Linked DNA regions of Homo sapiens: region 2 is linked to region 1. Evidence: read pairs that join two places in POLR2A ChIA-PET (ENCODE). Cell type or tissue: Panc1. All regions are shown on one strand. Each heading gives the region's core, and the rest is flanking DNA. Links, peaks and the distances in the headings are about the cores only.

Region 1 (2,903 bases), core at 125-2,624:
ACCCCTGTGGCCTCCACCACTCTTTTCACCAGCCCCCGCCGAGAGAGAACACTTGGCTGCCCCCTCACCTGCCCCTCCCCAGAAGAGAGCCAGGCTGAGGGCACAGGCCTCATCAGGGACATACCGTCTGTTTGTCGGCAGCTCTCTCTGTTCCGCTGTCCGGGAGTTAGCCCTCGGCTCTCCGCATCCCACGGCCCCTCCACTTCCTTTAGCCACAGCTCCTGAAACCAGAGAAGGGAAGAAAGTGGAAACCAGGTGTCAGCCGCCTGTCTGTCAGTGCTACAGGCCTGCTGCCCAGTCTGGGACCTGGAAGGCCCCCCAGGGAGAACCACGGCAGGAAGGCCATGAAACAGAGGGCCTGAGGGGAAAGCGGCTGGAGGCAGATGACTGGAAGCACTGGGTTCCTGCCTTTCTCCATGACAGTACTGTCACAGGCCCAGATGAGATACATGTGTCTGTGTGTTCATGGTCTCAGCACATTGCCCAATTCTGGAATAGGTCCGGTTCCGTCCTGTCCCTACTCCACATCGGTCCTCATCTCCCAAGCCTCTCAGAGTTTGGAAACAACTAAGAGATTTGGGGAACATGGGTTACAAATGAGAACACCAGGAAAAAGCCTCACAGAGATCCAAGAAGATAGAGAAAATGATGGAAAGAGAGCACCTAGCATTTCCAGAAGGAGGCCCAAGGCTATTTGGTGTATAATGATGGTCACCGGCCTTTGCAATGAGGAGGCATAGGGCTAGGAGAAGAAATCTGAAAAGGGAGCAACACAGAGCAGTAGCTCTCAACCAGGCAACTCTGTCCACCCTCCTTCCCCAGGGACGTCTGGCGCCCACTCTCCTTCCCCAGGGACGTCTGGCAAGTGTCTGGAGACATTTTTGGTTGTCGAAACCTGGAGGGAAGGAGTGCCACTGGCACCTAGTGGGTAGAAGCCGGGGATGCTTTGGTCATCCCACAACCATAGGGCAACTCCCACCACAAATGATTCCCAATAGAAAATATCCAGAGTGCCAAGGCTGAGGAACACTCGTGAAGAAAACCCCAGTCGGGGGAGTTGGAGACACCTGGGCTCCAGGCTCAGCACTGACACTGTGGGGCCCTGTGTAATGCCCTTCCTCACTGGATAGCTCAGTTCCTTATCTACACAGAGGTGGCTGGACTGAGTGACCTGTGAGAGCCCCTCCGGCCTCCTGAGGTTCAGAGATGGGTGCACACCCCTCCCTGGCCCCCACCTGTAATTAGCTGGGTTGCAGCACGGGGGCAGCAGCCACCAGTGATCAGGCAGTAACCTCAGGTGGCCTTCTGGGCAGAAAAAACAATCTCTTCCCGCCCCCATCAACCTAAACAGAGCTGGAGGTTGAGGGAAGCCTTGCGGGCTAAAGCATGTGTTCCCACTGTCGGGACATGCCCTGGCCATGACTCCTGTCACATTCCAACAGGGCCCGGGGCAGGGAGAATGGTGAGAGGGTAGGGAGGGTGGGGAAGCAGGAGTGGTCTCCCTCCTCTGTCTGGACAGCCTGGGCCCTGGTTTGGGGTTCGGTGGGGAGCTGAGGTGCGGCAGCACAGGCACGGCCGCCAGCCTCCTCCCCCTGACAGGAGGCAGAACGTGTCCCCACAGGGCACATGCAACATGCTGTGTCGGCTGACTCCCTGCACAGGAATCCGGGTGGGCGGGCCTGAAAGGACGGCACATTCCCGGGGTGTGGGGAGCAAACAAGTTACCCCAACAGGTTCCTTGGGGCTGCCCCTCCAGAGGAGCCCGGGGTGGGTGCTCCTATGGCCTGAGGGAGAGGCCTAGAAAGTCCTAAACCCACCTGGGTATGTGGATTCTGATACTCAGAGGGTAAATGTGTGGGGTGCGTGAGTTGGAAAACAGGGTATGGCCAGAGATGGAAGAGTGAGAGATGCGAGCAGTCAAGAGCTTCTACAAAGTAAAGGGGCAGCTCAGAGAGTTGGTCTCTGCCTTTCCCCTTCTCTACAGAGGGTCCAGGTCCCAGCTCCCTTCCCCCATGTGCTCCCCAGTCATCTCAGGAAGCCCTTTCTCTCTGCAGGCCCCTTTGTGTGCCCCTCCTCTATTCCTCTGTACTCCCTTGTCCCTATTCCTGGCAAGGCCTGTGCTGTCCTCTTGGTACCGAAACACCTGCATGAACGGCAGGCAGGCAGGGAGGACACAAACGCACTTGGGTGTCCAGCAATCCTGTAGGGAAGGCTGCTTCACTCCACACCCTGCAGCCCTGGCTCTAGTTGCCACACATCCTCTAGCTCCTCCTGCCTCACCCTGACCTCAAGCCCCACTCCCTGGCCCTACAGCATGTATTTATCCCCAGGGCTTCCATGGCCAGAGGCGATCTGGCTTGCTAGGCAAGGAGTATCCTGAGAAGGTAGCTGGCAGTGGGACAGGCAGTAAATGCAGACAGACTCTCTGGGGATGGGGGTGGTTGTGATGGGAGGTTATTCTCTCTGCCAGAGCCTATTCTTTCCACGCATGTCAGAGTTACAGGTATGGGAAACCACTCCCAACTAAGGAAGCAGAAGGCAATGCCCACTGGGAAGACAATCCACCAGGGGGCCCATGGTGTTCCTCAACACCAGGCTGCGAGGGAGATGTGTACCAACCACTTCCTGCCCTGTGTCCATAAACACAGGGTGTGCCCAACACCCAGGCCCTAGCTCCAACTTCTGAAATCTGCTGAGTGCCCCAGATCCAGCCCATTAGGGGCCCACAGTTCCAGCAATGAACAGGAATACAACGGGCCTGGCAGCCCACAGTCCTTGACTGGAGGCAAGGAAGGTGTGCAGGGAAAGTCCGGACAGACCCAAGGAGGACAGTGATGCATGGTGCAGTGGATAACAAAGAGAGAAGCATCGGGACACTTGGCCTGCAAGCTGGGAGAAGGTAA
Region 2 (2,903 bases), core at 173-2,672, 350 kb after region 1:
ATCTCAGGATAGCTTTCAACTAAATGTGTAACCAGTGAGGAAGGTTAAAGAAGAGGGCGGGTGGGCTGGGCGCAGTGGCTCACGTCTTTGAGCGGTGGCTCACTTTGGGAGGCCGAGGCGGGTGGATCACAAGGTCAGGAAATCGAGACCATCCTGGCTAACATGATGAAACCCCGTCTCTACTAAAAAAAATACAAAAAATTAGTCGGGCTTTGTGGTGGGTGCCTGTAGTCCCAGCTACTCGGGAGGTTCAGGCAGGTGAATGGCGTGAACCCGGGAGGCGGAGCTTGCAGTGAGCCGAGATCCCGCCACTGCACTCCAGCCTGGGCGACAGAGCGAGACTGCCTCAAATAAAAAAAAAGGCGGGGGGCGGGGGGGCTGGGCGCGGTGGCTCACGCCTGTAATCCCAGCACTTTGGGAGGCCGAGGCGGGCGGATCACGAGGTCAGGAGATTGTGTCCATCCTGGCCAACTTGGTCAAACCCCGTCTCCACTAAAAATACAAAAAAATTAGCCGGGCATGGTGGCGGGCGCCTGTAGTCCCAGCTACTCTACTCGGGAGGCTGAGGCAGGATAATGGCGTCAACCCGGGAGGCGGAGCTTGCAGTGAGCCGAGATCGCGCCACCACACTCCAGCCTGGCGACGGAGTGAGACTCCGTCTCCGAAAAAAAAAAAAAACAAAAAACAAACAAAAAAACGGGGCTTGGGCGCGGTGCCTCACGCCTGTAATCCCAGCACTTTGGGAGGCTGAGGCGGGCGGATCACGAGGACAGGAGATTGAGACCATCTTGGCTAACACGGTGAAACCCCACCTCTACTAAAAATACAAAAAAATTGGCCGGGCGTGGTAGTGGGCGCCTGTGGTCCCAGCTACTCGGGAGGCTGAGGCAGGAGAATGGCGTGAACCCGGGAGGCGGAGCTTGCAGTGAGCAGAGATCACTGCCACTGCACTCCAGCTTGGGCGACAGAGCGAGACTCGGTCTCAAGAAAAAAAAAAAAAAGAAGGCAGGTGGATGGCATGTCAGGATTACTGGGCCTCTCTTCTCTGGGTACAGGGAAGTACACTGGGGTTTCCATGAAAAAGCAGAGTCTGGCTGGGCACAGTGGCTCACACCTATATTCCCAGCACTCTGGGAGACCAAGGTGGGTGGATCACAAGGTCAGGAGTTCAAGACCAGCCTGGCCAATATGGTGAAACCTCATCCCTGCTAAAAATACAAAAATTAGTTGGGTGTGGTGGCGGGCTCCTGTAATCCCAGCTACTCGGGAGGCTAAGGCAGGAGAATCGCTTGAAGAGCGATCCCAGCTACTTGGGAGGCGGAGGCTGCAGTGAGCCGAGATGGTGCCACTGCAACCCAGCCTGAGTGACAGAGACAGAGCGAGACTCTGTCTCGGGAAAAAAAAAAAAAAAAAAAAAAAAAAAAAGCTGAGTCTACATCCCTAAAATAACCCCTGCAGCACCGTCCTCAGAATGCCTCAGGTGCACTGGTGGTAAAGGGGCCAGGCTGCTTCAGTGGCCATCATAAACAGAGCCAACTCCACTTCAGGCTTCAAAATCCCAGGGCATTGTCCAACCTTGCTTGATTCTCTGTAAGCGGCAGGCAAAGGTTTTGGTAACGTGCCCTCATCAGACTTGTGAGTCCCCTTGGCCTGCTCTCTCTGATCTGGCTCACAAGTTAAACAATCTGCTGCTAGTCAAGGTAAACAGAAGAAGGTGGACTTGGCATGGTAACTGACTTGCTATCTTTCCAGAGAGGTGGTGCTTCCGGAAAGCAAGGGCAGTAAAAGGGAATTCTGTTAGACTCAAGCCAATTCGGTGTTTCCTTTATGCTGGGCAAGATGCCATCAGATAGCCACTGGAGTAATTCTCAAATACTGTTATAAAAGACCCGTTCTTTGGTAAAGATCAGACCCACTCCTTCCTTTCCAATTTTAACACCCCAGGGGTTTGCCCATGTTCTGGCTAACCCACTGTGATGCTATGAGATCTCACAAGAGGCCTTCTGTTTCCTGCCACGGCATCTGACTGCATAAAGCATGGTCCACCAGGTGTGCTAAGCTGATCCTGCTTCTCATCACATCATTAGTTCACAAGTGATCCATGAAGCAATCACAGATTACAGCTCTCTGATATCATCTTATCAGCTACTCTAAAAGGCATTACCTACCATTATGCCAACACCCAGGACCCATGTCTTTGATTTCTGTCACTAACTCACTGCTCTCTTAAAATCCTCCTGAGGCTCCCCTCAGCCCACTCACACCCAATATGGCACTTTGGTGCCAACTCTAGCTGGCCAGGGAACACCCTGCCTACCACTCCACCTCCCTAGAATACTTAAGTTCAAGACCAGCCTGGACAACATGGCGAGACCCCCATTTCTACAAAAAATAAAAATAAATAAAAAGAGGACAGGATAGAAAACATCAAGTGCATCAAACACAACATTGTGAAAGTTTAATTTTAGTTATATGAGCCTGCACACCAGATCATGAGTAAAATGCATTTCTTTTTTGTTGTTGCTAAGTGATGCAGGTCTTGCTATGTCACTCAGGCTGGCCTCACTCCTGGGCCCAAGGGATCCTCTGGCCTCAGCCTTCCAAGTAGCTGGGATTACAGGCACATACTGCTGCACCAGCTTAAAATGCATTTCCTAAAAGGGATTATAATCAAAAAGCATTTCAAAGCTACTAGTCTCCACCAGGGCTCCTTGAACTTTAATGAGCTTAGGAATCAGCTGGAGAGCTTGTTTGAAAAATTCACATCTTTAGACCTCACTCTCAAATACTCTAATTCCCTCATTCTGAGTCATGGTCCAGAAATCTTTTTTTTTTCTTTTGAGACAGGGTTTGACTCCTGTTGCCCAGGCTGGAGTGCAGTGGCAAGATCTCAGCTCACTGCA

What was found. ChIA-PET counts read pairs that join two places held together with the same protein. Peaks named below come from ENCODE experiments on the same cell type or tissue, not always from the same donor. Only the 100,000 strongest peaks of a DNase experiment are listed, where the experiment ranks them.
Region 2: POLR2A ChIA-PET joins it to region 1 with 10 read pairs; 4 of 35 experiments call an interaction of 5 or more read pairs at or near these places.

Annotation. Positions count from the first base shown.
Region 1 is chr6:43,495,199-43,498,101 of GRCh38, reverse strand. It overlaps TJAP1 (tight junction associated protein 1), which reads right to left. Exons shown (of 11, transcript NM_001350562.2): 3 at 125-221. Among named protein-coding and RNA genes, the nearest start is that of LRRC73, 14 kb to the left of the region's middle. RefSeq lists a silencer at 1,224-1,273. In Panc1, for the core only: CTCF peaks have their summits at 1,050 and 1,260; no DNase peak of the experiment used is centred there.
Region 2 is chr6:43,149,310-43,152,212 of GRCh38, reverse strand. The region is part of intron 17 of PTK7 (protein tyrosine kinase 7 (inactive)); the gene reads right to left. Among named protein-coding and RNA genes, the nearest start is that of SRF, 21 kb to the left of the region's middle. In Panc1, for the core only: no CTCF peak of the experiment used is centred there; no DNase peak of the experiment used is centred there; H3K4me3 peaks cover 717 bases; H3K27ac peaks cover 382 bases.